Regions from separate parts of the Homo sapiens genome. Here region 1 is linked to region 2. Evidence: read pairs that join two places in POLR2A ChIA-PET (ENCODE). Cell type or tissue: PC-9. All regions are shown on one strand. Links, peaks and the distances in the headings refer to the core of each region. The heading gives the core; the rest is flanking DNA. Region 1 has its middle 130 kb from the start of XPO1. Region 2 has its middle 130 kb from the start of FAM161A.

The links. Peaks named below come from ENCODE experiments on the same cell type or tissue, not always from the same donor. Only the 100,000 strongest peaks of a DNase experiment are listed, where the experiment ranks them.
Region 1: POLR2A ChIA-PET joins it to region 2 with 12 read pairs; 4 of 35 experiments call an interaction of 5 or more read pairs at or near these places.

Annotation. Positions count from the first base shown.
Region 1 is chr2:61,662,914-61,678,653 of GRCh38, forward strand. No RefSeq gene overlaps it. Among named protein-coding and RNA genes, the nearest start is that of XPO1, 130 kb to the left of the region's middle. RefSeq lists an enhancer at 8,081-8,320. In PC-9, for the core only: no CTCF peak of the experiment used is centred there; DNase peaks (open chromatin) are centred at 7,778, 8,378 and 8,818; H3K4me3 peaks cover 1,872 bases; H3K27ac peaks cover 3,028 bases.
Region 2 is chr2:61,715,532-61,731,271 of GRCh38, forward strand. No RefSeq gene overlaps it. Among named protein-coding and RNA genes, the nearest start is that of FAM161A, 130 kb to the right of the region's middle. In PC-9, for the core only: no CTCF peak of the experiment used is centred there; no DNase peak of the experiment used is centred there.

The DNA.
Region 1 (15,740 bases), core at 5,158-13,157, 52 kb before region 2:
TCCACATAACAGCTGGAGTTTTCATAAAAATGAAAATGTGATCATGTTGTTTCTCTCTTACAACTTTCCAGTGGCTTCTCATTTCTTGTCGGAGAAAGTCTAAAATCCTTAATGCGATCCACAGGCCCTGCATGATTTGACCTCCACGTGCATTTCCAGCTTCATTGTGTACCCTCTCTTGCTCACTTCCCACAGTCCAGCTCACAAAGGCCTTTCAGTTCCTTGAGCGTGATAAGTTTCTCCCACCTCCAGACTTGGCACGCGCAAAAGTTCTTTCTCTATCTCTCTGCTTAGCTAACCTCATCCTACTTAACCTTTGCATTTCAGCTTCTTACTCACTTCCTCAGGAAGACCTTCCCTAACACCTCAGACAAGGTGTTATATATTCTCATTGCACCTTCTTCTTTTCTTTTATAGTCCTTTTCACCACGGCATGCTTAAATATAACCATTTATACCATTTTTTAAAATTGCCTGTCCTGCTGGATTGTGAATTGGTCTAGTACCTGGTACATAGTCAATTCTCAAGAACTATTCATTAAATACATTAATATAAAGTATTATAATATATTGAGGACAGAAGAACTGCATTCCTGGGGTGTTTTTTGTTTGTTTTATTTATTTATTTTTTTTAAAAGGAGTCTTGCTCTGTGGCCCAGGCTGGAGTGCAGTGGCGTGAGCTTGGCTTACTGCAAGCTCCGCCTTCTGGGTTCAAGCGATTCTCTTGCTTCAGCCTCCTGAGTAGCTGGGATTACGGGCACGTGCCACCATGCCCGGCTAATTTTTGAATTTTTATTAGAGATGGGGTTTCTCCATGTTGGCCAGGCTGGTCTTGAACTCCTTACCTTAAGTGATCCACCTACCTTGGCCTCCCAAAGTGCTGGGATTACAGGCATGAGCCACTGCACCCAGCCACATTCTTGAGTTTTTATATAAAAAATCTCAAGTTCTGTGACTGCACAATCATGAGTGAGTGGTGTCTTTGCAGGGGAAATATGAAATGATACCAAAGCAAACAGATTAGAAAATGGGCACATATTATTACATCAGATAATAAAGTATTTGACATTATCTACTGAGGTCATGTCAAAAGGACTCCAGAGCTAACCTGAAGATGCTCCCATTGGCCAAAGATGGAACAAGCTGTATAATAAGTGCAATAGATAGAGACATATCAAGTATGTTTATCTTACAATGATATCAAGCAAATTCAAACTCAGAGTTAACCTTCTGGAGGATGGTGGGGAACTAGCTTATTCTTTTGAAAACTGGCAAAAAAGAGAAAAAATCAAGCATTTATTTTGCCTTTCCTACATTAACTTTACCTCCATGTAACTGAATAGTTAATGAGGGAAATTGACTTTTTAAAGGATGCATTCCAGGTAATAAATGAAGAAAAATGATAGAATTAAATCAGCACAGTTTTGCAACCTAGATTGCATTAACAGATCTAGCCAATGATTATCAATAACTGATGACATCATTATCTGGTACTTTAACTGAATAGAAGTATACGATACAATGTATAAAATGTCTTGTAAGAAAAGAAAAAGTGAAACCTGAATCTGATCAAGACTCTAGGTCTAACTCCCATTTACAGAAAATAAAGGAGACAGAGGAACATGTTGTTTTATACCACAGGGATGCAATGAGCAAAGTCTAGACTCTGAGAAATTACAAGACAGAAGACTTGGTTTCTTCTACAAAAAGCTGTGAGGAGTAAAAGGAGATATAGAAGAGGATGTAAAGATTTAAAGACTTAAAAAGATGTATCAACCATGTGTGTTGTATGGACCTAGTTTTTTAATTTATACATTTCAAAAATTTGTATTTCTTAGGGATGGGGGGTCTCTCTCACTGTCACCCAGGCTGGAGTACAGAGGCACTATCATAGATCAATGTAGCTAGCCTCAAACTCCAGGGCTCAAGTGATCCTCCCAACTAGCTGGGACTACACATCCGGGCCACCATTCCCTGCTAATTTTTTTTTTTTTTTTGAGACGAGATTTCACTACATTCCCCAGTGTGGTCTTGAACTCCTGGGCTCCAGTGATCCTTTTGCCTCAGCCTCCCCAGCATCTGGGATTACATGTGCAAGCCACTGTGCCCAGCATGTATGGACCTTATTTGGATGCCTGGATTTTTGAAGACACTAAGGAGTTATTGGATTTTTAATTTGTTATTATGGTATTATGCTTAACATTATTTTAAAAGAGCATCCCTATCTTTTAGAGATACATAGGGAAATATTTACAAATGAAATTATGTGATATCTGGAATTTGAGTCTAGTTAATCCTGGGTGGAGAATGTGGGTAGGGGAGACAAAGACACCAAGATAGCCTATGAATTGAAAATTGTTAAGGCTGCTTGATGAGTTCTTGGAGATTGACCCTATCAATCTGCTTCTTTTACATAAGTACAACAAGTCAAAATTTAAAAAATTAATAGAAGCAGGACGGTGGCCACGGACATCAGAATCCACTAAGGACTGTGTAACAACTCACCTGCTGACAAAATTAATAGAAAAGAGAAAGACAGCATTGCTCCTGGCCTTCAATATATCAGACTCAGAGCTAATGCCAAAATTCCAAGAAGCATTTTTAAAAGCAACACAAATCTGGTGTTGAATGTCTACATCTTGACAGTTTGAGGCTTGAAGGAGCAGTTGTTCCTCATGGACGGTGGGGAGCCACAGGCAGAGCTGACTTTAGAAGCTCAGGGCGTTTTGTCCTGGTTGCATCCAGACGATCCAGACAGCAGGGACAGGAAGTAATGACAACAAAGACTTATTCCATTTGAGTATTGTCCTGTAGTACTTGGATTTCCAAGAAGAAACTTGGATTCAGGGCAATCCTTTTTGCCCAAGCCTTTTTAATTTTTGGCTCTCGTTCCAGCGCTCTCACAATAATGAGCAGCACAATTCATGAGAGTAAACTGGATTTTTATTGAATGAAAGTAAAGAACACAACTATTCAATGTAGACCAGAGCTCTCCAGTAGAACTTTCAATGATGATGGAAAAGTTTTATCTGCACTGTAATATGGTAGCCACATATGGCTACTGAGGACTTAAAATATGACTAGTGTGATTAAGAAACTGAATTTTAAATTTTATTTAATTTTAACTATTTTAAGTCAAAGTCTCCTGTGGCTAGTGGCTACGGTACTGGAGAGCACAGTTTGACTGTATGTAATATATATAGTAATTGCTTCCTTAATACTTTCTGTTGTTAACTCCACCACAAAGAATGCCTTATTCCTGTTAGCTGAACAGGTCAGTCAACATTAATTTTAGTAGACATTCTTCTCCTATTCCTATTCCAACTCCTATATTTAAAAAACCACCCAACCCCCCAAAAACAAAAAACAAAAAAACTAAAGATTTTTGTTTTCCCTTTTCCATAAATCCTCCAGGAGACAAATAGGTGTATGCAATAGTGCTGAAAAGGACTATTTATCTATTTAACAATCTGCAAATCTGGCAGCCCCCAGAATGAGGAGAGGTTCTGAGCAACTCCTGAAAGGGTCTAATCCACACTTTCCATCTTACATAACATATTAATGTAACAAATATTTAATGAGAAGCTACACTCCCAGCCACTGTGTCTATTGACTGTAATGGATGCTGTAGTACGCTGCCCAGATATCCTCCATCAGGAGGAAGGCACTCATTCTCCCCGCAGCTGGGTGTATTGATCCTAACACCTCCAACTATGGGGATCATATCTCAACATGAGGTTTGAAGGGGACAAACATCCAAACCATAGCAGGGATATAAAAGCCAGACCCACTTGCTGAAATTTGTGACAACCCTGATAGGCCATTCCAGGCCCAGAGCTCCCCATGGGATGGCCGAGGCCTTTGTTGCAACTATATTTTCAACTTGTCCCTTTGCCCATCCAAGCCCCTAGAGTTATTCCCAAATCCACATCTCCATTACAGACAGACCTGATTCCAACCCTCAAGGAAATTATACTGTTCTGGCAGGGGTGCAGAAATTGAAATCCAGAGAAGTTTAAGGACTAGCCCAATGTCAGGCCGCTTATTCATGGCAGTCAGGACCAGAATCCATTTTCCTGGCATTCGGTGTAGCGCTCTTCCTACTGTACCATGTGGCCTTATTAATAAAGCACATTGCACCAGGAAATCTCAATCTGCCCTTGGAACCTGTATTAAGGGAATAAGATATCTTTCTAAAATGTTAAGTTGGGCAATAGACAAATTGACTCCACTGGGAGCAGCACTTCTCTCTTTCTCTCCTTTTAGGGAAATGCTTCCCTCCTCCTCTAAACACAGGATCCTCAGGGAAGTTTCTCTTTTCTTATATTTTTAAAATAAAAAAAATCTAAATACCTTTTTTTTTTTTTAATAGGGTCTCTGCTACTCAGGCTGGAGTGCAGTGGCACGATCACAGCTCACTGCAGCCACATTCTCCTAAGCTCTGGAAGATCCTCCCACTTCAGCCTCCTGAGTAGCTGAGACTACAGGCACGCACAACTATGCTTGGCTAATTTTTGTAAATTAGCCAAGACAGGGTTTTGCCATGTTGCCCAGGCTGGTCTTGAACTTGTGAGCTCAAGAGATCTGCCCGCCTCAGCCTCTCAAAGTGGGATTACAGACGTGAGCCTCTGCAGCCAGCCAACTTTCTTCTTAAATAGCCCAGATCCATTGACCACAAGGGTTGGTTGCGAGGTGGGTGCCAATCCTAGTAACCTGACCATTGATGGTCCAGAGATGGGCACATGACCCAAACCAGGTCAATCAGTACCTTTCCCAGAGTTATTCTTAAACTACAGCCAAAACTTAAGTAGGCACTGTCATCCTGGTGGGAAGATAGGAGAATGTGAGGTTAGTGGATAAATTGTCACCTTGGGAATAAGTTGGGTTGAAAGAGACTTCCCTGGAGAGGGAAGTGAAGAGAGAGAGGGATGGGAAGTCCTGATAGCAATGTGTCCCTCTTTCAGACATCCCTAAGGCCAGTGCCTCTCTCACCCTACCTAAGAACTTAATTATCTGAGCAAATGAATTTTCTCCTTTTTGCTTAAGCCAGTTCAATCTTTCAATCTGGATTTCTGTCCTGTTGTCCTACCACCTTAGCAAATTGATCCCAATTTTCCTTTTTGCCTTGTCATCTGTGTTCTGCATACTCCTTTTTATATAGCTTGCATTCATTAACATAGAATTTTGTATTCTGCTTTTTCATGTGCATTTACTTCATTCATATTTTCCCACAGATGACACGATGGCCATAAATTAGTAATCCTGACAAGTTAATATACCACAATCTACTTAACTGCCTCCCAACTATGGAATATTTAGGCTTTTTGCTTTTTATCCTTATTATACTTAACACTACAATGACCAAATCGGTGTACATAGTTTCATTCTTCTGTTGAATTAATTCTTAAATATCCAAGAGTAGGATTGCTGAGTTCAAGCGTATAAACACTTTCATGGTTTTTGACAGAAAAGTGAATAATTTTTACATTTGAACATTTGGAAAAAGTTTGTTTAGATGTCAAGTGTAGAGAAACTCTCAGTGTTTGTTTGTTTGTTTTAACAGGTCTTGCTCTGTCACCTAGGCTGGAGTGCAGTGATGTGATGATAGCTTGCTGCAGTCTTGAACTGCTGGGCTCAGGGGATCCTCCTGGTGCAGCCTCCCAAGTAGCTGGGACAACAGATGCGTGCCATCACACCAGGCTTGTTTTTGTTTTTGTTTTTGTTTTAAATTATTTGTAAGACAGAGTCTTGCTATGTTGGCCAGGTTGGCCTTGAACTCTTGGTCTTAAGGAATCCTCCCACCTTAGCCTCCCAAAGTGCTGGGATTATAGGCATGAGCCATCGTGCCTGGCCAGAACTCTGCGTTTAAAGTTGAGAGCCTTGGGTCATGCCCTCCTGCCCTGCTTTCAGCCCTGGAGTAATTGCTGCTGTTGCTCATCCAGAACATGCATCCAGGTGAGAAGAAGCATCTGAGGGCCATGGTAACTGCTGTACTGAATTTTTGCTTTGCTCAGGAGTGGAGATCCAGAGTTTGGTGTCGGGCTTTCACAAAGGAAAGGGAGGTAGGGAGGGGCCAGATGCACCAGAAGGGGGTTTCAAAATACCAAGTTCTCCCTATCCACAGCCAGACTCAGAATCTCATGAAGGTGAGTAACCCCTCCACAAGGGATTGTGGTAACAAGTCTCTAATAACTCTTATTATAGCTTCCCATCACACCTTGGATTTTTCCTTCATAGCACTTATTATTGCAAATTATTTTTTTATTTTTTTTTTTTTTGAGACGGAGTCTCGCTCTGTCACCCAGGCTGGAGTGCAGTGGCACGATCTTGGCTCACTGTAAGCTCTGCCTCCCCGGTTCATGCCATTCTCCTGCCTCAGCCTCCCAAGTAGCTGGGACTACAGGCGTCCGCCACCGTGCCCAGCTAATTTTTTTTTGGTATTTTTAGTACAGACTGAGTTTCATCGTGTTAGTCATAATGGTCCCAATCTCCTGACCTCGTGATCCACCCGCCTCGGCCTCCCAAAGTGCTGGGATTACAGGCATGAGCCACCGCGCCCGGCCAATAATGAATTCTTAAGAGGGTGTTAATTTAAGGATTACTTCAGCAGAAGGCAAAAGCTATCCACATTATATTGTCTGTAAGCTCCCTGAGAGCAGGGATTCGTGTCCTTTTTGTTCACCCCTGCATCCAAAGTACCTAAAAAGGGCTCGATACATAGTAGGCACTGAACAAATATTTGTTGGAATGAAGAAATAAGTGAATTAACATAATAAAAGGAATGAGATTAACTATTAGTAGCTGGGACCACAGGCACACACCACCATGCCTGGCTAGTTTTTGTATTTTTAGTAGAGATGGGGTTTTACCATGTTGCCCAGGTTGGTCTCAAACTCCTGAGTTCAAGCGATCTGCCCACCTCAGCCTCTCAAAGTGCTGGGATTACAGGTGTGAGCCACCACGCCCGGCCTTAAAATTCTTAAGGAAGTTTATTTGTGAGCATTTCCCCAATGCTGATATATATTGATGTTAAATCAGCCTTTTGCATATTTTATAATAAAAGACTAACATATCCAAATAAAAAGATTAATTCACAGAGACTTTTTCTGACTGTGTAAGTGAGAAATTATTCTGGCGTTTAGTCAGCCAGATTAGAAAGAGCTCTAGATTAGGAGTCTAGATTAGCTGAGATACCTAGTTCTTATTCCAGCGCTGCTCTCAAACAACCTGCTAGATCGTTAGGAGCCTTTCTGAGCCTCTGGGACTTCTTTTTTTTTTTTGAGATGGAGTTTTGCTTTTGTCGCCCAGGCTGGAGTGCAGTGGCGCCATCTTGGCTCACTGCAACCTCCAACTACCAGGTTCAAGTGATTCTCCTGCCTCAGCCTCCTGAGTAGCTGTGATTACAGGCTCTCACCACCATGCCTGGATAATTTTTTTGTATTTTTAGTAGAGACAGGGTTTCACCATGTTGGCCAGGCTTGTCTCGAACTCCTGACCTCAGGTGATCCACCTGCCTCGGCCTCTCAAACTATTGGGATTACAGGTGTGAGCCACCACGCCCAGCCAACCTCTGGGACTCCTTATATTGGGCGAGAAGATTGAATTTAAAAGACTACTAATAATTGCTACTAGTGGGATAGCCAGTGGTGCTTTTGTGAAAGCACATTTAGTATCTAAGAATGGCATAAGTAGCTGTGAACATGAAGAACTGGTTAATACATTCATTGCTGTGGCTAGTACAGTCTTGAGATCATTACAGGGAAGTGGATGCTAAAATACAAAGTTCACATTTCATGAACTTGAATCATGATTGCTCTTTGGCTGAGCAATTCAAAAGGCTCTCTCAGAACAGGTTCAGTAAAGCCCACTTATATTTAATGCTGCTGGAGAAGAAAAGTGAAATGTCATGAAAGATATACTGAAATTAACCCAAGGCAGACCCTTTGCTATTTGCAGGTCTATAGTAGGACCATTTTACTTACTAGCTTTGTTCTGTGACCTTATAAGTGTCTCTTGAGCTTCCAGCACTCGATTTTTCCCTCAGATACATTTCCCCTGTACTGCTTATCTTGTAAAATTAACTACTGTGTAACAGATGTATGAGCCAAAGCTAATTTTATGAGAAACTTGAGTGAAAGGAAATCAATCTTTCAAGGTCCCTGAAGTCCTAAGATCATAAAGAAAAGGCTAAAGAAGTAGTTTCTGGCTTTTTGCTTTTGATTTCCTTCTTAGTTTCAGTTTTCTTTTTCTGAATCTCTCTCCCCAGATCTTCCCTGGCATATATAGATGCTCATAAACAAAACAATGACAAACACTGGGCTGTTAGAAAGGTCACAGCCCTGGCTGCCAAAAGACACAGTCAGGCTTGCTTGTTAGTGGAAATTTACAAATGATAATGCGCTGCCACTTTTGCTTTAAGAGCTACTCCCACTTGGGGACCTGAAACTGTAGTCTCCAACACAGCAAAAATTGACTAATTATTTGATTTACCGGGAGGAGCCCTACTGATCAAGTTCATTTACAGTTATTAGTTCATTCTACACACTGTCACAGTTTACTTTTGGCAACCACAGAAACTTAGTACTTTCAAGTGGCAAAAATTATATTATTGTTGAGTTACAAAATCATGGGCTATCCCCATTACCGTAAACCTAATCTTAACTCATGCTGAAGTTTAAAATTCTAAATTGTTTTCAGTTTTCCTCCTGGTTATGAGATTTTGTGTGTGTATGTGTTATGTAAAACACAAATCTAATGACTGTTTTGAAAAGATCTAGGCAAAGGGTCATGACAACAATTCAGCTATTTAGCACAACTCTCTGTAAACAAATCACCAGAGAAAGGCTTAAAGTGAAGTAATAATTCCGGCTCATTGTCAGTGAATAAACACCAGACAGCTATAGACATGTTTAATGCATTCCTGCACTCTCTTCAAATACAAATTAATACAAAATAGCATTTTGTGACTTGAAGTAATTGCCCACATGGCTGAGCTGTGTATCTCCAGGAGCTGAATAATTTAAGCGTGGATTTATGTATGGAACATGCAATGCTCTGAATAAATATTTTGAAATGAACATTTATTTCACAGAAGAGGCAAGGAAAGTGGAGAATAAATGCTGGCAAGGGAGACACTAGACACAAGTGACAATAGTGCAAGCCAAACTGTGCTCTGCTAGAGGTGTAAACAAACTACCGCCTCAGCACCAAGGAGGGACAATTTAATTCAGATGGGAGCACAAGCATCCCAGAGAAAGGGAAGTCATGCCTGGGCTTCCCGGGAAGATGAGTATTATTTTGATTAATACAGGAGGAGGGAAGACATTCCAGTGAGAGGAATGGTGGAGGGAGTGAAATAGAACGAAAAGCATCACCTAGGATAATTCTGGGTGAGGGAAGGGTGGATGGGAATGGTAGAGGTGAAATTGTGGGGCTAGGGGCTCATTTTGAAGAGCCTTGAATGTTGTCCTAAAAAGCATGAATCCATTAAAGAAAAAAAATTTTCTTGATGACATTTTTGTATCATTTTTTAAATTGAAAAATAAATAAGGCTGGGTGCAGTGGCTCATGCCTGCAATCCCAGCACTTTGGGAGGCCGAGGCGGGCAGATCATTTGAGGCCAGGAGTTCAAGACCAGCCTGGGCAACATAGCGAAACCCCATCTCTACCAAAAATGCAAAAAAATTAGCCAGACATGGTGGCACACACCTGTAATCCCAGCTACTCGGGAGGCTGAGGCAGGAGACTAACTTGAGCCTGGGAGGCAGAGGTTGCAGTGAGACGAGATCTTGCCACTGCACTCCAGAATGGGCGACAGAGTGAGACTCCGTCTCAAAATAATAATAATAATAATGATGATAAGAATAATCATAAACATAAACATTTAAATACTATGAAAAGTAGTGAAAAATACTCGGAGAAGTAAAAAGTTAGTTTTTTTTTCTTTTTCTGTCTTTATTTTTTATTTTTGCCTTACAGATTTCTAGGAATATAAAAAAGTTTTTTATATAATAATTCCAGGCCCGGCGCAGTGGCTCATGCCTGTAATCCTAGCACTTTGGGAGGCTGAGGTCAGGAGTTCAAGACCAGCCTGGCCAACATGGGGAAACTCTGTCTCTACTAAAAATACAAAAATTAGCCAGGCATGGTGGCAGGCGCCTGTAAACCCAGCTACTCGGGAGGCTGAGGCAGGAGAATTGCTTGAACTTACAAAAAATACAAAAATTAGCCGGGCATGGTGGCACACACCTATAATCCCAGCTACTTGGGAGGCTGAGGCACAAGAATTGCTTGAGCCTGGGAGGCGGGGGTTACAGTGAGCTGAGATTGCGCCACTGCACCCCTGCCTGGATGACAGAGTGAGACTGTCTCAAAAAAAAATGTGTATATATATATATATATATATACACACATTATATATATATATATAAATATATATGTATATACATGTATATATATATATACGTGTACACATATATATATATATATATACACGTGTGTGTGTGTATATATATATATATATATATATAATGAATTCCACAATTCCAGAGATAACCATTGTTAGGGCAAATGAGTATTACTAAAATTTATTTTATTTTATTTTATTTTTTGAGTCAAAGCCTGGTTCTGTCATTGAGGCTGGAGTGCAGTGCCCCTATATTGGCTCACTGCAACCTCTACCTCCTGGGCTCAAGCCATTCTCCCATCTCATCCTCCCAAGTAGCTGGGCCTACAGGCACATACCACCACACCCAGCTAATTTTTGTATTTTTTGTAGAGATGGGGTTTTGCCATGTTGGCCAGGCTGGTCTCTAACTCCTGGCTTCAAGTGATCTGCCTGCCTCAGCCTCCCAAAGTGCTGGGATTACAGGCGTGAGCCACTGTGCCTGGCCTTGGAATTTTAATAATTATTGCTACATTTCCCTCTAAAAAGTTTGTATCTATTAATACCCTCACCAATAGTGGATGAGGTTGCTTGTTTTCCCACATATTTGCCAACATTGGATATTTTCATTCTTTTAAATCTTTGCTGGCCAGGTGCAGTGGCTCATGCCTGTACTCCCAGCACTTTGGGAGGCCGAGGCGGGTGGATCACCTGAGGTCAGGTGTTCAAGACCAGCCTGACCAACATAGTGAAACCCCATCTATACTAAAAATACAAAAATTAGCTGGGCATGGTGGCTCACGCCCATAGTCCCAACTACTCAGGAGGCTAAGGCAGGAGAATCGCTTGAATCTGGGAGATGGAGGTTGCAATGAGCTGAGATCACATCATTGCACTCCAGTCTGGGCGACAGAGCAAGGCTGTCTCAAAAAAGAAAAATCTTTGCCAATCTCATGGGAGAAAAATAACATTGAGCATCTTTTCATTTTGTGATGACCATTTGATTTCTTTGCCCCTAGTTTGAAATGTTCCCTTTATCATAACTCACCAGTGCATCCCCAGCAGCTAGCACATAGGAAGCTCTCAATAAATCAAGGAATGATCTATTGCTGCGCTTTTGAAGAAAAAAATGGCATGATCACGTCTGTGTTTTAGACCACTGTGCTGATGACAGTATAGAGAAAGGGCTGAGAACAGAAAACCATTGAATTCATGGTTTAATGTTGAAAGAAAAACTTTAGGCAAAGTCAATTTAATAGAGTATAATTGAGCAAAAAATGATTCACAAATTGGGCAGCACATCCCACCCCCAACTATGATAGGTTTAGAGAGACTTCTGGGGTGCCACGTGTTCTGACGGGATTTATGGACAGAAAGAGGAATGTGACACAGAAAATGGAAGTGAGGTACAGAAACAGCTGGATTGGTTATAGCCCTGATGGTTGTCTTACTTGAGCGCTGTTTGAACAGCTGGCCACCTGTGATTGGCTGAAGTATGGTTCTGTGATTGGTTGAGACTCAGCTCTTTGTTACAAGTGTAGTTTACAGTCTATTTACACATCTAGTTAGGTTTAAGTTCACTGTATGGTGTAAGCTTTTGGCCAAACTTAAAATACTTAAGAAGCTTTAGTTAAATTTAATCTATCATACCATAGTCAGAAAATCATTAAATTTTTTCAGGAAAGAAATGGCAAGTGCCTTACTTAGGGTAGTGCCATGGGGATAAAAAATGGGAATGGCTATGGAGCATGAGAGGTGTGGAATTGAGAAAGCTTGGTGCCCATTTAAGCAGGCAAGAGGATGAAAGTCAAAGATGTGTTAAAGAAGACTGGGGTTTCTAGCATCAAGGAACAAAATTACAAATTTAAAGATCTCAGTTGGCTTTGTTTGAGATTCTAGAATCAGGCAATATTTTATTCCATAAAATATAGTAGGTGTTTGGATTGAAACTGGCCTAATTGTCCCATAAAACTGATGTTTATGATTTCTTTTGAATAAACATAGAAACTGACACTCACAGTCTTAAAACTTGAGAAAGTTACATTTGTCTTATCTGAGTTCCTTTCTCAGGAAACCAACCATCAGGCCTCCCATATAGTACCAAGGAGCTGAAAGTTACCAGATCATTGCATCTGGACAAAGAGACTCAAGACTTTTTACCCATCATGATTGCCTAAATGACAACCTGCTTCCTGTTGACCAACTTATTTTCCTTACCTCTGCCTAATTCCTGTGTTTTGCATATAGTTACATTTCTTCCCTGCTACAGAAACCTCTGATTTTAGTTGGTCAGGGAGATGGATTGAAGACTGATCTCCCATCTCCTCAGATGCAGGACTTGATTCAAAGCCTTCTTCCCTGGCAATACTCAATGCCTCAATGATTGGCTGTCTGTGCACCAAGCAGCAGCACCTAGACCAAACCCTTGGCGTTTTAGTAGCATGCATGATAAGCTGAGCAGAAGAGATTGGCTTTATAGACAGAGAAAGGCTGAAGAAAGCGGAAGAGAGCAGAAGCAAAGAACACAGAATATTAGTTATTTCAAAGCAACTCTTCTTATAAGGTGGGAACAGGAGGCTAAAACAACAGAAAAACAGCTTATTAATGTCAGATTACATCAGGCTATTTCTTTTGTATAAGGATTAAAGCAGAGGGAACTTCATTATCATGTGGATTGAAGATTGAAACTGGCCTGTTCGAGGAAATTGGCTGTTATCTCTTTCTCCTGCCTTCTAGGAAGGTGAGATAAAAACTTAGTGTGGGTTTGATGACTTAGAACTTTAGCATGGGTGACTCCATTTTTTTTAGCCTTGTCTGTTGGGGCCTAGTACAGGAGCTTAGTCCAAAACAATGGCTTCCAATAATTTTTATTTCTACTAGCTTGGGTGGTTGAGTGTTTTTTTTTTTTTTTTTTTTTTGAGATGGAGTCTTGCTCTGTCACCCAGGCTGGAGTGCAGTGGCACGATCTTGGCTCACTGCAAGCTCCACCTCCCAGGTTCAGCCATTCTCCTGCCTCAGCCTCCCGAGTAGCTGGAACCTCAGGTGCCTGCCACCATGCCTGGCTAATTTTTTGTATTTTTAGTAGAGATGAGGTTTCACCGTGTTAGCCAGGATGGTCTTGATCTCCTGACCTCGTGATCCGCCTGCCTCGGCCTCCCAAAGTGTTGGGATTACAGGCGTGAGCCACTGCACCTGGCCAGTTGAGTGAATTTTGATATAGTTAATGGAAATATGGAACCCATAATGAGACCTACCTTCTCCTATCCTACTGCTTGTGATGTTGTTCTCATTTCCTCTTGCTTTAATTATGATAGTGTCCCATCAGTTTCCTTATTTTGCATCTCTGATGTATACTTTTCCACCGGAGTCCTCTGCCTGGAAGTGTGTTCAAGTTGCCCCTTTCCTCAACTACACTATTATTGTAGTCTTTTCTTTATTACCTCCATTGCCTCACTTTTTTTTTTTTTTTTTGAGATGGAGTCTCGCTCTGTGGCCCAGGCTGGAGTGCAGTGGCACAATCTTGGCTCACTGCAAGCTCCGCATCCTGGGTTCACGCCATTCTCCTGCCTCAGCCTCCCAAGTAGCTGGGACTACAGGCGCCCGCCACCATGCCTGGCTAATTTTTTGTATTTTTAGTAGAGATGGTGTTTCACTGTGTTAGCCAGGATGGTCTGGATCTGCTGACCTCGTGATCTGCCTGCCTCTGCCTCCCAAAATGCTGGGATTACAGGCGTGAGCCACTGTGCCTGGCCCCTACCTCACTTTTTTTAAACCACCACTCATCATACATTAATTCATCCACTTATTTATGAATATTTATGGAGAGCTTTCGATGTGCTAGTGTTAAATTAAGTTTAGCCTAAAGCTGTCTCTTTACATATTTTATTTTATTTATTTTTTGAAACAGGGTCTCACTCTGTCACCCAGGCTGGAGTACAGTAGCGGCAACATGGCTTACTGCAGTTTTGACCTCCCAGGCTCAGGTAATCCTCCCACCTCGGCCTCCCAGGTAGCTAGGACCACAGGTGCATGCCACTGCACCTGGCTAATTTTTTGTAGAGATGGGGTTTTGCCATGTTGCCCAGGCTGGTCTCACATTCCTGGGCTCAAGGGATCCACCCACCTCAGCCTCCCAAAATGCTGGGATTATAGGCATGAGCTGGCACACTCAGCCATATTTACATACATTAAAGGTTTCTCTGTACATAGTGAACTGTAATCTAACTGGATGTGTAAACAGACCATAACTGAAACTGTCTTTGCAAAGATTATGACAGAGAAATCTGACATGGCTGACTTGATCTTGCTTCTATCCTCAGGCTGGCTATGTCTGCTCATTCCTGGACATACGGCAAGCTAACCATGGGAATAATTTAGTATATTTATTTACTTATTTATGTTTGAGATAGGGTCTTACTCTGTTGCTTAGGCTGGAGTGTGACTTCCCCAGTTGCTTCTAGAGATAACATCACTATTGTGAACCTAAGATTGGTCTTTTGAGATGTATTTCAGACTTTTGCATTATGGCAACTGACTGACCCCACCCAGACTTGTGACTGTTGACCCAGCTGGTCCTGTGGCCCCCTACCCTGAGGTGGACTCGGCACACAAGGACTCTTTTCCACAACCCTGTGATTGCATTCCTAACCAGTCAGCAGCACCCATTCCCTAGTCCTTTGCCCACCAACCTATCCTTGAAAAACCCTAATCTCCAAGCCTTTGTGGAGACTGATTTGAGTAGTAACTCTATCTGCCATGTGGCTGGCCTGGCATTAATTAAACTCTTTCTCTACTGCAATACATGGCCTCAGTGAACTGGTTTTGCCTGTGTGATGGGCAGGGAGAATCCATCAAGTGATTACATAACCTACTCTGGTGCCAATCACCAAGTGTTGGCTAATCAAAGGTGGCCAGCTGTTCAAACTGGGTTCAAATAGGGCAAATGCCAAGCTGTAACCAATCTGTTTTTGCACCTCATCTGTACCTGACCTTTCTTTTTCTGTCCATAAAACTTCTTTGTCCAAGCAGTAGCACCAAACCCTCTCTGAACCTGTTCTGGTTTGGGGGCTTCCCAATTCATGAATTGTTCTTTGCTCAATTAAATTCTGTTAAATTTAAGTGTTGAAGGTTTTTCTTTTAACACTAGTTATGGTTCTAGGGTTTGGGGAGCACCAGCAAATAAAAGAGGCAACAATCTCTGCTTTCTTGGAATTCACATACTGTTCTACTTACTCCTTATTTCCTTTTATGTACTTCCACCATTTTCCTGGAATTTTTATTCTGAAGGTTGATGCTGACTTCAAGATCATTAAATCCAAGAGTCATTTCTTGGTCTCTTTGTGTTGACCCACTCTCTT
Region 2 (15,740 bases), core at 4,461-12,460:
CACCATGTTTCTCAGGCGGGTCTTGAACTCCTGGCCTCGAACTCCTGGCCTCAAGTGATCCTCCCACCTTGGCCTCCCAAAATGCTGGGATTACAGGTATAAGCCACCCTGACTGGCCTCAGAGATTAATTTTAAAAGAGAGCAGAGGTCATGTGGATGCTTCACATAAAGGAGTGACTCACTGACATTGGATTCCAGGCCTCTGGGAGGGAAGGATTTGGCCTTCCAGGAATCTGTATTGAGAGCTATCTATTGGTAGGTACCCCTGATACCCTTACTTCTTAGATATCTAGGATTGTCCCAATGTATATGTTCTGACCATGTAAGTACTCATGCTTGTCCAATCTTGAATCCCATTTTAAGCTTCCAAAATGCGCATATGTAGGGAATGATCAGTTCTGCTTCTGTATTATGCTGCTCTCCTTATTCCTGAAAATGGTCCTTCAACCCTCAGCAGAGGTTGCAGGATGCCTGCAGCTGCAAACCTGTCTTGCTCATGCTGCAAAACAGAGATGTCATCACCGGGTGAGAAACTAAAACACTGAAGATGGCACTTTCCAAAGTTTCTGCTTTCTGAAGCCCACATTATAAGGTCATGTGCTAAAATACCTTATGTAGTAGCCTTGATTCTAGAGCAAATTAGCCTCAGTCTCTTTATATGTAAATTGGGAGAAATAACAGAGAGAGAAGAGACTCATATTGTTGCTTGGAGGACTAAATGAATTCATATATGTAAAGTGCTTAGCCCATTATTTAGAACATAATAAACCATCAACTCACTCTATATTAACTATCAATATAAAATAGGTGTAGGATACTTCTAAATGTGTGTCAGAACTTATTTGGTCACACGTGATAGACAGCTGATTCCAATTAAAATGTTTATTGGAAACATACCGGACTTCTTACCCAATATTAGAAAAGATTAGAAAAATCAAACCCAGGAGAGCTGGGTACAGCTGGACCTTAGAGCTCTGATACTGCAGGCACTTTTTTTTTTTGAGACAGAGTTTTGCTCTTGTTGCCCAGGCTGGAGTGCAATGGTGCCACCTGGGCTTATCGCAACCTCCACCCCTCAGGTTCAAGTGATTCTCCTGCCTCAGCCTCCCAAGTAGCTGAGATTACAGGCGCCCGCCACCATGCCCAGCTAATTTTGTATTTTTAGTAGAGACAGGGTTTCTCCATGTTGGTCAGGCTGGTCTCGAACTCCCAACCTTAGGTGATCCGCCTGCCTTGGCCTCCCAAAATACTGGGATTACAGGCGTGAACCACCATGCCCAGCCACTACAGGCACTTTCTGTCTCCTCTCTGTGCATCTGTGTGTGTTGGTTTCTTTCTCATTCACTGCAGATGGGAGTCCTCATATGGCCAGAAACCAACAACTACCAAGGCTATCTCTTGCAACTTCCTGCACTAGAGAGATGTTCTTCTCGACTATAGTTTAAACAACAACAACAACAACAACAACAACAACAGCCAGGGGAAGGACTATGAGTGGCCCAGCCTGGGCATTCATCCTTATACAAGTTCAACTTTGACCATGGGAATCAGGACATATAAGAGCATGATTGCTCCTGTTGGAATCCCGTGGTTGCGGTTGGGGATTTGGGTAACAAGTTCCCAAACATAAGGGAGGGTGCTGAGTGGCCGCTTGCCGTACTCAGTCATTGGCTGGGACTGCAGGAGTGGGGAAAAGCATGGCCTCAGCTCAAATACTGCAGCGGGTCCCAAAGGTGCTGCAACTGGAGGCTGTCAGCTGACCACTCTCCTTGCAGCTGATCATTCAGTTCTTTCTTGAAGGGAAATGCAAACAGTGCACCTATCTGTGGTTGCCATGAGCCACCCCTTGTGCCCATTCATGAGAGCTCTGCCTTCATGATCTAACCACCTCCCAAAGACCATACCCCCTAACACCATCACCCTGGGGGTTGGGGTTTCAACATAGGAATTTAGGAGAACACAAACATTCAGCCTATAGCACCTGGATCCCCTGGTCAGATGCTATATTGTATGAGATTCCATGCCTGTGGATCAAGCACTCTATAAACCCCTGGATAGTGGTAATGGCTGCAGCTCTGAGGACAGAGACAGCAAATCCATACTCGAATCAGTGTCTGTTTATCTGAGAATGACACTCTGCCTCTCCAGGACAGAAGGGGCCCAATTAGTCAACGTATTGCTAGTGAGTCTCCTCCAGGAATGGAGCTGCGTCAGGGCTGAACGTTGCTCTCTGTTGCTGCGAGGTTGGATATTCAAAGGCAGCAATGGCAAGGTCAGATTTGGTCAGTGAAGTCCATGCTTTTGGGTCCACACGTAGCCTCTGTCTCTGCCACTGCGGCCACCCCCTTCACCTGCCCATTGTCCCCATTCCAATGACAAAGCTTGTATTTGTACATTGAGCTGACCCACCAGTACACGAAGCATAGGAGTTTCTTCCTCCGTCAGTTGGTCATGATGTTCCCCAGGGCCACGGGTGTGAGCTGAGGTAGGGACACTAGTGCCCTTATCAGGCCCAAATGTCCCCAGTAAAGTTATGCTGGGATTACCCCGAATTATCGAGCTGGCAGCCAGGAGAGAAAGTGGGCACAGCTTCTCAGAGGGACACCAGTTGCCTGGAGGGAAGAGGCCTCTGCAGTGTATTTTTGCACAGGGAGGGGTGGGCCACCTATGCAGATTCTGGGGGTACTGGGGAGTCTGCAGATACACCATCTTTCAGGGCATCCACCCAGATTTTCCCATCCTATGTTTCAGGGCCCCAGATGTTCCCATCCGGGGCACAACAGACCTGAATGCTCAGAAAGACATTCAGCCATTTTGGGGAACTTTGACCCTGACTCTCAGATCCTGAGTTTGTTCCTTAGTTGTGCTAGCTCTTTCACCCTGTAAACTGCTGAAGAGACCGTCTGTTTCTCACACTTAGCCATAACTGTTTGTTGACTGCCCTCTGTTTGCAATGCTTCCTCTGTAGCAGGGATCCCCAACTCCCGGGCCACGGACCCGTGGGCTGCACAGAAGGAGGTGAAGGCAGGCGAGTTATTACCGCCAGCTCTGCCTCCTGTCAGGTCAGCGGCATTAGATACTCATAGTAGTGCAAACCCTATTGTGAACCGTGCATGTGAGGGATCTAGGTTGCACAGTCCTTATGAGAATCTAACTCCTGATGATCTGTCACTGTCTCCCATCACCCCAGATGGGACAGCTAGTTGTAGGAAAACAAGCTCAGGGCTCCCACTGATTCTACATTATGGAGAGTTGTATAATTATTTCATTATATATTACAATGTAATAATAATAGAAATCAAGTGCCCAATAAATGTAATGCACTTGAATCATCCTGAAACCTTCCCCTACCCCACCCCAGTCTGTGGAGAAACGGTCTTTCACAAAACTGGTCACTGGTGCCAAAAAGGTGGGGGACTGCTGTTCTGTAGGATGTCAATGCAGCTTTTGAGCAATCAGCTCACTCCATCTTTCCTGTGTGAGGTGCCTCCCCTCCCCCAGGCCCCCATGCTTTCCAGGGCTTGAATCCTATCACTAGCCAGTGTATTCTCCACTGGGATGTCACTCTCAAGTCACTACTGATAGTATTTTTAGCAACTGGGATAGCCCTTGTGACTGGGACTATCCCTGCCCACATACCACTTGGGATGCGGTTCTCCTTGCCAGCTGGGAGCACGCGGTCCAGTCCCCAAACAGAGCTTGTTGTTTCTGACTGCCTTCAGGACCAACTGTGCTGATGGGTTCTTAGGGAGGCAGACATCAAGGCAAAGTTAGAAGGGCAAGAGATTCGTTGTGGGTAGTATCTGGTAAAGGACGAGGGAAAAGGAGTGGGAGTAGTCGGAGAAAGTCTCTAGGCCATGGTGCAGGTCTGACACCTGTAAACGCAGAGGAGAAAGGAAGGAGGGTTGAGCAGGAAGAGCCTCAGGTCGAGGTGTAGCTCTGAGAAAATCCTAGAGGAGTGCCATGCTGGGCTGTGCTCAGACACTGGCTGGGAGCTTTCTGGGAAGAAAATGGATGTGGTGTGTAGGGACTAGAAGGAGGCAGGAGATGGTTTTGGTAATGATCTGTTTCTTAATCTGGGTTTTATGTGTGTGTTCATTTTATAAATTTTTATCAAGCTCATTTTTGACATGTGAACTTTACATATGCTATATTTCAATTTTCTAAAAGTCATGAGTCTCTGCCTTTGGCTTCCAAATAGCCTTAATAAAGAAACTTAATTAGGATTTTGAAACCCAAACCCTAGGTGGGGATAGTCTCATACTGAAAAAACAAATTTGTGGCCAGGCGTGGTGGCTCACTCCTGTAATCCCAGCACTCTGGGAGGCTGAGGAGGGTGGATCACCTGAGGTCAGGAGTTCAAGACCCACCTGGCCAACATGGTGAAACCCTGTTTCTACTAAAAATACAAAAATTAGCTGGCCATGGTGGCATATGCCTGTATTCCCAGCTACTGGAGAGGCTGAGGCAGGAGAATCGGTTGAACCCAGGAGGTGGAGGTTGCAGTGAGCCAAGATCACACCACTGCACTCCAGCCTGGGCGACACAACAAGACTCCGTCTCAAAACAACAACAACAAAACAAACTGGTGATATACCCAAAGGATCTTAGAAATATATAAGCCAATTTCTGTGAATTTATTATCTGGAATAAACCACACAATGTATAACGTCTTAAGTACAAAGATGTTCATTATTACATTGCTTATAGTCGTGAACACTTGGAAATATCATAAGTTTCCATCAGTACAGAAACTACTGAATAAATCATGGGATGCAATACAGTGGGATACCATGAAACAGTTGAAAATAATGATGAGAATCTATATTTCATGGCATGGGAGTATGTTCATGATATAACATGAATAAATGAAAAGAAAGCACAAATATATGCTTAATATGATCCATTTTACTAAAAATGTTTCAAAAGCATGTTTTTATAGTTAGAAGAAAGACTGAGTATTCTACATAAAACATGAATAGTGCTTATCTTTGGACAGTATCTTAAAAATGATTATTATTTTCTGTATCCTTTTAATGTTTAATGTTTCTGTTTTTTATGATGAAAATTTAATTCAGTTGCTCCCTGACTTATGATGGGGTCATATCCTGATGAACCCATCATATGTTGAAAATAAGTCAAAAATGCAGTTAAGACACCTAACCTAGGCTGGGCGCAGTGGGTGACACCTGTAATCCCAGCACTTGGGGAGGCCGAGGGAGGTGGATCATGAGGTCAGGAGTTTGGGAGCAGCCTGGCCAACATAGTGAAACCCTGTCTCTATTCTGTACTATTAAAAGTACAGAAATTAGCCAGGTGTGGTGGTGGGCGCCTGTAGTCCCAACTACTTGGGAGGCTGAGGCATGAGAATCACTTGAACACGGGAGGTGGAGGTTGCAGTGAGTTGAGATCAGGCCACTGTACTCCAGACTGGGCGACAGAGTGAAACTCTGTCTCAAAAAAAAGAAAAGAAAAGAAAAAAAAGACACCTAACCTCCTAAACATTATAAACCAGGTTATGCGATATTTTAGGGTAGGGAATTAAAGCTTACTCATCCATGTCCACCCATTGTCTTTCACATTACCTAGGATATGAGATAGAAGTTCCATTTGTATTAGTTGGCCAAAAAGGAATTAATTCATGAATAATAAATGAATGAAAAAATGAATGCTAGGTGAGTCATTGATATGACTATTGATATTTTAACCAGCTTACCCTTTTGTATTTAAGTAATATAGTGCCTTTCACTTAAAATCCAAAGGGTAAGCTGGTTAAAATATCAATAGTCAAGACTTTGTAAAATATTTTTTTTCCTCGACTTATCATCACTCTGAAAACCCCACTGAAGGATTTTCTTTCCACCCTTGCAACTCTGGGCTCCGCACAGCTGAAGGGCCTGGTAAGGGAGTGCACTCTTGCCAGGGGACACAGTGAACTACAAATATGGCTGTCACCTTTGGAGTCCTTGGAGTGTCCTATGGATACTTTGGAGTCCTTGTGTCCAGGAGCCAGGAGACAAACAGAGGAGTCACCATCTTGGCAGAGGTCATTGTCCCTGATCAGCAGGTGGAGGCAGGGCTCCTGTTACACAGTGGGGATGAGTACAAGGTATTTGGAACCAGGGAGTAGTATGGGCTGGCTACAGAATTGGCAACGTCATTTGCAATCATGTTTCAGCTGCCATTTACAAGGTGATGATCCATGAATCCTTACCTCTTTCATGAGTTTCAGGCAAATATTTTAAACAGCAAACTTGATGGTGCGACCAAAATGGTGAAACCATGGTGAAACTCCGTCTCTACTAAAATACAAAAATTAGCCAGGTGTGATGGTGCGCACCTATAATCCCAGCTACTCAGGAGGCTGAGGCAGGAGAACTGTTTGAACCCGGGGGGCAGAGGTTGCAGTGAGCCGAGATGGCGCCATTGCACTCCAGCCTGAGTGACAGAGCGAGACTCCATCTCAAAAAAAAAAAAAGAGATTGAGCTGGAAGGATAAAATATAGATAGAAAATCTATTCTGGGTCCTTTGAACAATTATTGAGCTACTATGTTGAATTTATTAATGAAAGCGATTCCTTGTCATTTAATATTTTTATCTCCATGGGCTGCCAAGTGCTTGGTACATAGTGGGCATTCAATAAACTTTGGATTCATTAGTAAATAAGTCAGCAAATAGTATTGTATTGTATTGTATTGTATTGTATTGTATTGTATTGTATTGTATTGTATTGTATTCAGCCAAGCAAACCTTTTTTTTGTGGGGCGGGGGGATGTAATGCTAAATTAATTGCAGAGCAATTAATTTGAGGAAGAGATGAAAACTTCATTCTTTGTGAAGGGGTCACTGTGCTGGTCAGATACCTGAGCAAACAGGCCAGGCCTCCAGGCAATTAGATCAAGTACATTTCTCATTGCCCAGAATGTGGACCTGCTATTGGAGAGGACACCTGTCTTCCTGAGGTCAGTGGCTCCAGCATTGGATTGAGCTGTAACCAGATCTGGGTACAGATGCTGCCAAAACAGGGATATCCCAAGGTGCTATTACTGGATGCTAATTTTGGATAAATACCTCCTTGATGCTTTAAGTCTTTCAAAATGAAGATTGCATGCTCTAGTAAATCATAAATATTATTGAAGTTTCCATTTTCAGCGAATAGTTAAACTCTATTTTTTGTAGTTGGGATATGCAATACACATGCTGGCATTTTTATACTTACATTGAGGTTCGGAATTCAGTATTTTACAAGGCCCTGGGAACTTGTTTGCAAAGTAAAGTGTTCTGAAAAGTTACCCTGGTGCAATATGATCGCTCCCTTCGGAGAACTTGCAAGTAAATTTAGTTAGTTAAAGCCTCTGCCAGCATGCTTCTAGCCCAGAGAATAAAAACGATATCTCCAGTTGCCAGTTGCTTTTATCTGTTGCTTCTCCTGAAGCCTAATTTGAAGAAATTTCGTTTTGCTGCAGGTTTACGTTTCTGACTTATCTTACCCCTGGACTTTTCTCCAACTGTTTAAGTCTCTTGAGCTTTCGAGGAACTCAGTGGTTCATGATATAGTGCCTTACACTCAAAATACAAAAGGGTAAGCTGGTTAAAACATCTATAATCAAGACATTGCAAAGCTTTTTTTTCTTCTTCTTAACAGGAACGGTATTAATCGACCTTATTAATTAAATGGGGAGGCTAAATCTTAATAATCTTCCATTATTAAACTAAAATGTGGCCAAATGCTTTCTACTATCATGCCAACATGAAATGACTTTTCTTTTTCTTTTTTTTTTTTTTTGGTTTGAGACGGAGTTTCGCTCTTGTTGCCCAGGCTGGAGTGCAATGGCGTGATCTTGGTTCACCACAACCTCCGCCTCCCGGGTTCAAGCGATTCTCCTGCCTCAGCCTCTTGAGTAGCTGGGATTACAGGCATGCACCACCACGTCCAGCTAATTTTGTATTTTTAGTAGAGACAGGGCTTCTCCACGTTAGTCAAGCTGGTCTCGAACTCCCGACCGCAGATGGTCCGCCCACCTCGGCCTCCCAAAGTGCTGGGATTGCAGGCAGAAGCCACTGCACCTGGTCGAAGTGACTTTTCTTGCTTTCAGCTTAACTAGCTAGAAACTTCAACAAAGCTTAAGTCTTAAACTGAGATGGTTTCCTTTTGACCTGATAGGGCAGATAATGGAGAAATGAAAAGGAAGGAGGCCAATTTATTCATCCGAGTGACCAAGAGGATTGGAGCTTTAGGGAAAGATTTCCCCAGAGATGATAGGGTGCCATTTACAGCTCTCTAAAAAATTATAAGGGAATTTGATTTTTAATGCTTTTGCAATCTTAGTGTAGTGGCTTTTTATAGCCCTGAGCTGTGTGTCTAAATGAATATCCCAACGTCAAAGTGGGTTTCTATAGATCACCCCTTCCTGCTGTTTCCAAAATGGTTTCTTTCTTAGTTTGCAGACTTAGGATTTCATTTGAGAACAATGTGAAATGCCTCTGACTAGTTGTGAGCAAAGCTGGTCACCTGATGCCTTCAAAGTTAGTCAAGGGCAAGTGCAGCCTGGTTGGAGTTTGGCATCTTGGAATATCGATGAGGGGCAGGGTAGTCTGATGGTTAGAGCCTTAGCTCTGGAATCTGGTGAGGTGGGTTTTGGGTCTGGGGCACACTACTCACTAACTGTGAGACTTGGGCAAGTTGGTTAGACTCTCATCTGTGGGAAGGGAACAACAGCAGCACCTATTGAGTGTAACAGTGCCCAGCAGATAGTAAATGATTGTTAAATCTTATTAGCTAAAAAGAAAACAAGCATTGGCAGCAGTGGAACATTTTCTGAAGTAGGCCTGGTGGCTAAAACAACGTATAAAATACTTGTTTCACTCTTCCCTGGCTGGCTGGGGAGAAAGGATATATCCACACGTATGTTTATGTAAACATATATAATAAGTGATGTGGCACATGTGTGAGAGGACGAGGAGTCAAGGAAGTCCTGTCAAGGAGACAGACAGGAGCTTGGCCTTAGAGGAGAAGCAGGAGCCAGATGAGCTGACCACAGGCAGAGGGCATGCTCAGGGCTGTCATAGAAAGTCTTCTTTAATTAATTTATTTATTTTGAGATGGAGTCTCGCTCTTTTGCTCAGCCTGGAGTGCAGTGGTGCGATCTCAGCTCACCGCAACCTCTGCCTCCCAGGTTCAAGTGATTCTCATGCCTCAGCCTCCCAAATAGCTGGGATTACAGGCACATGTCACCAAGCCCTGCTAATTTTTTGTGTTTTTTAGTAGAGACTGGGTTTACCATGTTGGCCAGGCTGGTCTCAAACTCCTGACCTCAAGTGATCCGTCCGCCTTGGCCTCCCAAATTGCTGGGATTACAGGTGTGAGCCACTCTGCCTGGCTTATTATTATTTTTTTGAGATACCATCTCACTCGGTCACCCAGGCTGGAGTGCAGTGGTGTGATCATGGCTCACTGCAGCCTCAACTTCCTGGGTTCAAGCAATTCTCTCGTATCAGTCTCCTGAGTAGCTAGGACTGCAAACATGGGCCACCACAATGGCAATTTAAAAATTTTTTTTTTTTTTGTAGAGACAGGGTCTCACTATATTGCCCAGGCTGGTCTTGAACTCCTGGTCTCAAACGATCCTCCCACTCACCCTCCCAAAGTGCTGGGATTATAGGCATTAGCCACCACACCTGGCGACTGATGTTTTACCTTAACTGAATATTTTCAGTTTGGTCATTTGAAAATAAAAATTTGTTGCTAGTTTAAAAATACTTATTTTCTTTAACTGAACTAAATACTTTGTCAAGTGCAGAATGGAAATAATCTGCCACAACAAAATAAAAAACTATTTATGCACCTATATGTGCCTAGTTTTCTTTGGGGATAATATAATTAGATATGATTCTTGGCTTTAAGATCAGTAAAAACTCAGCCATCCAAGTTTATATATAGTTTAATAAATCATACTTAAGGAAAGGTGTGTGGTTCAATGTAGTCCAGGGGAAATATGATCGTAATTTCAAGTAAGGTGGTGGCAATGAAGAGAGGGAGAAGTGTATAGATTCAAGATCTTCATAGACAGTCTATTTTATACATAACATATTGTGAGAACAAGCTATTTGGTAACATTTTCCAAATAACTCTTCTCTACAGGCAATAAAGGTATTTGATGCTCTACTGTAACCAGAAACTATATCAAAAGACAGTAAAAAAGTAAAAATAAAAACCTCAAAACACTGACATACTATGAGTAGAACTACTAGAATGTCTCCTTTGGAATCCTCCTTATTCATATATTCAAAAAATTAAAATGTTTCCTGCTGTGTGCCATGTGCGATGTGTTAGGAACTGTATGTACTAAACCGTTTTGTTTCCTGCTGTCATGGAGAATGACAGATAATAAAAAAGTAAGCAAGTAGATCACTGTATAATTACACATTGATCCATTTACTCATTCACGAAATAATTATTGAGCACTTATTATGTGCGTTTTGGAATACAATAAAGAGCAAAAATACACTGGCCCCTCTCTTCATAGTGTTTACTGTCTGAGGGAAGAGATGCCTTACTCAAGGAGCCACACTAGAGAAGGTGAAGTTGCACCTAGGCTAAGAGCTATGAAGGAGTATATAACAAGGAAATGCGATCTCACAAGGAGGTCAAGGGAGGCTTCCCTGAAGACATTGAGAATCAATGGAGAACTGAAGGATGAGGAAGAGTTAGCTAGGCAAAGGGAGGGAGAAGAGACCATTCTAAACAGAGGGAACAGCATGTGGCAAAGGCCATGGTATGTCCTAGAGGCTGCAAGATGGTTAGTGTGGCTGCAAGAGGAAGATGAACCCATGGAGGAGACAGAGAGGGAGCAGCCGGAGGTGAACAAGCAAACCCAGAGAGGACTGGACATGGAGGCCATGGGAGGAGATGGTTTCAAAAAGGAGGTCATGGACAGCAGAGGCAAATGCTGCTGAGAGGTTAATACGAGAACCTAAAAATGTCTCCTGGATTTCACAACATGTAGATCATCAGTGAGCTCAGTGGAATGACAGGCCAGAAGCCAGAATGACATGGCTTGAGAGTGAGTGGAAGATGAGGAAATGTAGAGATCAAGAGCATTGATTAGGAATTGCACTTGGCCACATGTAATGGAATCTGCTGATGATAGCCTTACTATATTGGGTTATTTCTCTCACATAACAAGAATGACAGAGGTTGACAGTTCAGGCTGGTGCAGTGACTCCACAATGTCATCACTGTTCTAGAATCCTTCTGTCTTTCTGCACTGTCATCCTCAGTATGTGGCTTTTTTTTTTTTCCATTGTGAAAGCAAGAAGGCTGCTAATTCTCAAATCAGTGTTTCAGATAGGAAGAAGGAAGAAACATCAAGGGGGAAAGGTCTGGTGCTATATCAGGAAAGCAAACATTTGCTATAAATTCCCAGCTGACTTCAGCTCACACATCATTGGCCAGAACTGTGTCACATGGCCACTCCTAGCTGCAAGGGAGGCCAGGAAATGTAGTTCTTTAGCTGGACCCATTGCTGCTCCCCTCCCACAAATCAGTTTTTGTTAGAAAGAAGGGGAAGTGGATTTGGGGAAAGTAAATACAGCAGCTAAACAGCAAGTACAAATCACACATTCAAAAAGTGTGTCCATAAAGGGAAGGAGAGAGATGAGATGATAGTTGGAAGGGGATGTGGGACTGAATGACTTCTTTAAAAATGGGAATGAGGCCGGCGTGGTGCCTCATGCCTGTAATCCCAGCACTTTGGGAGGCTGAGGTGGGCAGATCACCTGAGGTCAGGAGTTTCAGACCAGCCTGGCCAACATGGTGAAACCCCATCTCTACTATAAATCCAAAATTAGCTGGCATGGTGGTGGCACCTGTAATCCCAGCTACTCAGGAGGCTGAGGTAGGAGAATCACTTGAACCCAGGAGATGGAGGTTGCAGTGAGCCGAGATTGTGCCATTGCACTCCAGCCTGGGCGACAAGAGCAAAACTCTGTCTCAAAAAAAATTAAATAAATAAATAAATAAAAATGGGAATGACTTAAATGTATTTAGAGCTCAATTAGGAGGATCTAATCAAGGTGGGTGGAGAGAGATTGAAAGTAAAAGAGCAGAAAAGGATAACTGATAAAGTAGTGCTCCTTAGAAGCAGGGAGGGAATGGACTCTAAATCAGGAAGAAAGGATTAACATTAAAGAGCAATCAGTATAAATTCTCTATTGTAACAACAGGAAGGAGGAAAGGTAGGCTTATATGTTTTATATTGAGAAGATGGGCTTCTATTTCCTCTACAATGTAGGAGGTGAGGTTAGCTCTTGCCAGTGAGAGGGTAAGAGGGGGTGGTCAGAGATTTGAGAAGTTAAAGTTGGAAATCACTGGCGTGGAGAGTGATGAGTCATTTGAACTGAGACATTTAGCAGCAGACATTTCTATGATGATAATGATATGAACTGTCATATTTCCCTAGTGGACCAGTGACTGTCATGAAAGGTCTTTAAAAGTACCTAATTGATGGAATCAAACACTTACTGAACATAATGAATTTTCCATGTTCTACCTAATAAAAGCCTAATTGTCCATGTTCCTGTTGAACAAAAGAGTTTTTTCTCTATACTGCTCAGGGAAGAACAGTTTAGTAATCTTTAACTGCTAGAGAAATGTATTCATGGAGACTAAAGTATTATGCAAAAATGAAAAGTCAGAAAATCCAGGAACAAGCTGTACCACATGTACAGAATCTTTGGATTTTTGAGAAACGGGGAAAAAATTGAAGAAGTGTGTATTTGTGTGTGAAGGGCACAAACGTAAGGACAAGTTGGAATAGAGCAAAATTATAATAATCATATATTCTGGAATACTTTTGTAAAGCCAAAATTATCTTTCAGTACTTTTTTAGTCCATCAGGAATGGATCTGGAATGTCTAAATTGGTGTGTGTGTATATAAATTACTGCATCTTCTTACATCCTAACAAATTCCAATTCAACCTGAACTTGAGATGAGAAGTCTGAAAGTACCTTATAATTAAAGCTCTAGGCATATTCAACTGTGTCTTGAGGAGATACATTATCTGAGTTTGTGGGGAGTTATGTCCCCTTGACAAAATCTACCGTGTTTCTTAAATTGAGAAATCCAATTATCTGATTGTTTTTAAATGAGTGTATTGAAGATTAAAAAGGGATAAAGAGAAAAACAGAATCAATATTTAGCTTTTACTGACAATATAAAAGATGATTGCATTAGTTTGTTCTCGCATTGCATAAAGAACTACCTGAGACTGGGTAATTTATAAAGAAAAGAGGTTTACTTGGCTCACAGTTCTTCAGGCTGTACAGGAAGCATGGCTGGGGAGGCTTCAGGAAACTTACAATCATGGTAGAAGGCGAAGGGGAAGCAGGCACATCTTACATGGCTGGAGCAGGAGAGAGAGCAGAGGGAGGTACTACACACTTATAAACAACCAGATCTCAGGCGTGGTGGCTCATGCCTGTAATCCCAGCACTTTGGGAGGCCCAGGCAGGTGGATTGCTTGAGGCCAGGAATTCAAGACCATCCTAGGCAAGATGGCAAAACCCATCTCTATTAAAAAAAAAAAATGAAGAACAACCAGATCTCATAAGAACTCACTCACTATCATGAGAACAGCAAGGAGGAAATCTGCCCCCATGATCCGATCACCTCCCAGGAGCCCCCTCCTTCAACACTGGGGATTACAATTTGACCTGAGATTTGGGCGGGTATATAAATCCAAACCATTATCAATAATGAACTTGTTTCATTTAATTATTTTTTCAGAAGTAATCTTAGGTCACTTTTTCTTGTGCTACATTAATTATTTTATAAGTACACATCTTATAGCCAAAGCAGTTATGAAAGGAGATACCAATATAGTTAAACTGTATTTGGGAGATTTTTTTAAAAGAATGTTTAAATTTTAATGTAACTGCTCCCCATTGCTGCTAAGGCAGATGCAGTAAGAAATCACTGGAAAAAGGCAGGGTTCAATCATTCCATAGCTCAAGTCCAAGCAACATGGAAAATCAGAAGGGAAAATGGGTGTGACAAACACTAGAATTTTTTAAAATGACTTTGTATTGTGCTATTTAAAATGCTTTATCTACAAAAGACCTACACCCTCCCTGTCTAATGGAGTAATTTCTACTTCATTTCTTTCATCTAAAATATTGATACCCAATTGGAACCCAGTCCATGAAACTGGACTTTTTCAAGCCCCCGACTTCAAAAAATTCTTTTGCCAAATTAATTAGTTGCATTTGATAGTGACACATAACATTCTCTTCTTCTGCTATTAGAAATGGAATTTTATCTAGATTTAATTTGTAATTTTAACCAATTCTGTCATTAGAAGTTTCCATTTGCAGCATTAAAAGCAAATTCTATTTCTGATTATATTTCAAAAGGTCAGAGCCTTCTCTTAATGTGTTTTTCTGTTTGCTGGTCTCTTTTTTTTCACATATTTGTTGTCAACTGATATGTCTGAATGTCTTTTCAGTTAAGTATTTATCCTAATAACTGATCATGACAATACATCTGGCCACAGGATTCATACTACTACAATGTTAGACCAGATTCGTCTAAGTATTGGGGTGTTGGGGTAGCTTTGCCCAACTAAGTAAATATCTAGCCTCTTGTTAGGTGTTGTTACAATCACAAAAGTAGGCCTTTATGGAAGTTCCATTCCTAGTTGGACAGATGAAAGATAAATCCCTGAAACAACTGGCAAATAATTTGAGGAAAATCAATCCATACATGTGAAACTATAGTGGGCATCAACCTATTGCTTTTGCCTGTCTAACCTTGATTCCTGCCTCTTCCACTGACAGCGCACTGATAGTCCTTTAGGAATCCATCCCTTCCCACTCTTGGTCCATTTGGCTTGGGTGGGGCTATCCCACTCCTTAGATCCAGAATGAGCGTGCAATTCATGCCTGGCTCATCTTTGCATTTCATCCACTTGGCAATAGTGATTGGCTTCAAGATGAGAACATGACTCAAGAGAGTCCAATCAGAACTCATCCCGAGACTTGCTGGAATTATTTAAAAAGCAAAACTCTCTGTCTTCTCGGGTTATTAAGCTAGAAAGGTATAATTCTGGGGCCACTGGTAGACATCTTGCCTCTACCTATAGAAAACCTGCTTGAGAGTGAAGCCAAGGATTTTATATCTAGCAAAATGGACTCAAATATAAAGGACACAGACAAACTGCTATCAGGAAATATGTTGTCCTGTGCCTTTCCTCAGGAATATATTAAAGAATGGGTTTCAGGCCATCAAAATGACTAGAAAGACATCAACATAACGACTGGGGGGTGGGGGTGAACATTAAATATACAATTACTTATAGAACTAAGACAAATGAGCATGGAAAGAGAGAGTATAGCGTGTAATGGCTACATGCTCTGTTTAGTGAAGTTAAAGAACAGATGATTTTAAGTGGGGGAAATGGAGATAGCATAGGCAAAAAGATGTAGCTTTTTTCAGGAAACACATCAGTGATGGTACTGTTAGTGTTGCTAACAGCATTGAAACTATGAGTTATTCTATCATTCCTTGTGTTCTTGAGAATCAGGATTCTTGGTGTAAAAGAAAGAAGATACAAATGTAATATAGAAGAGGGTAAGTAAAAATGCTGAGTCCTGAATTTGAATTGGAAGTGTGTGTCTGCACGAATTTTTGAGATGCTTTATCTTTAAAAACTAGATATACATTTCCAAGGCCTGTGTAC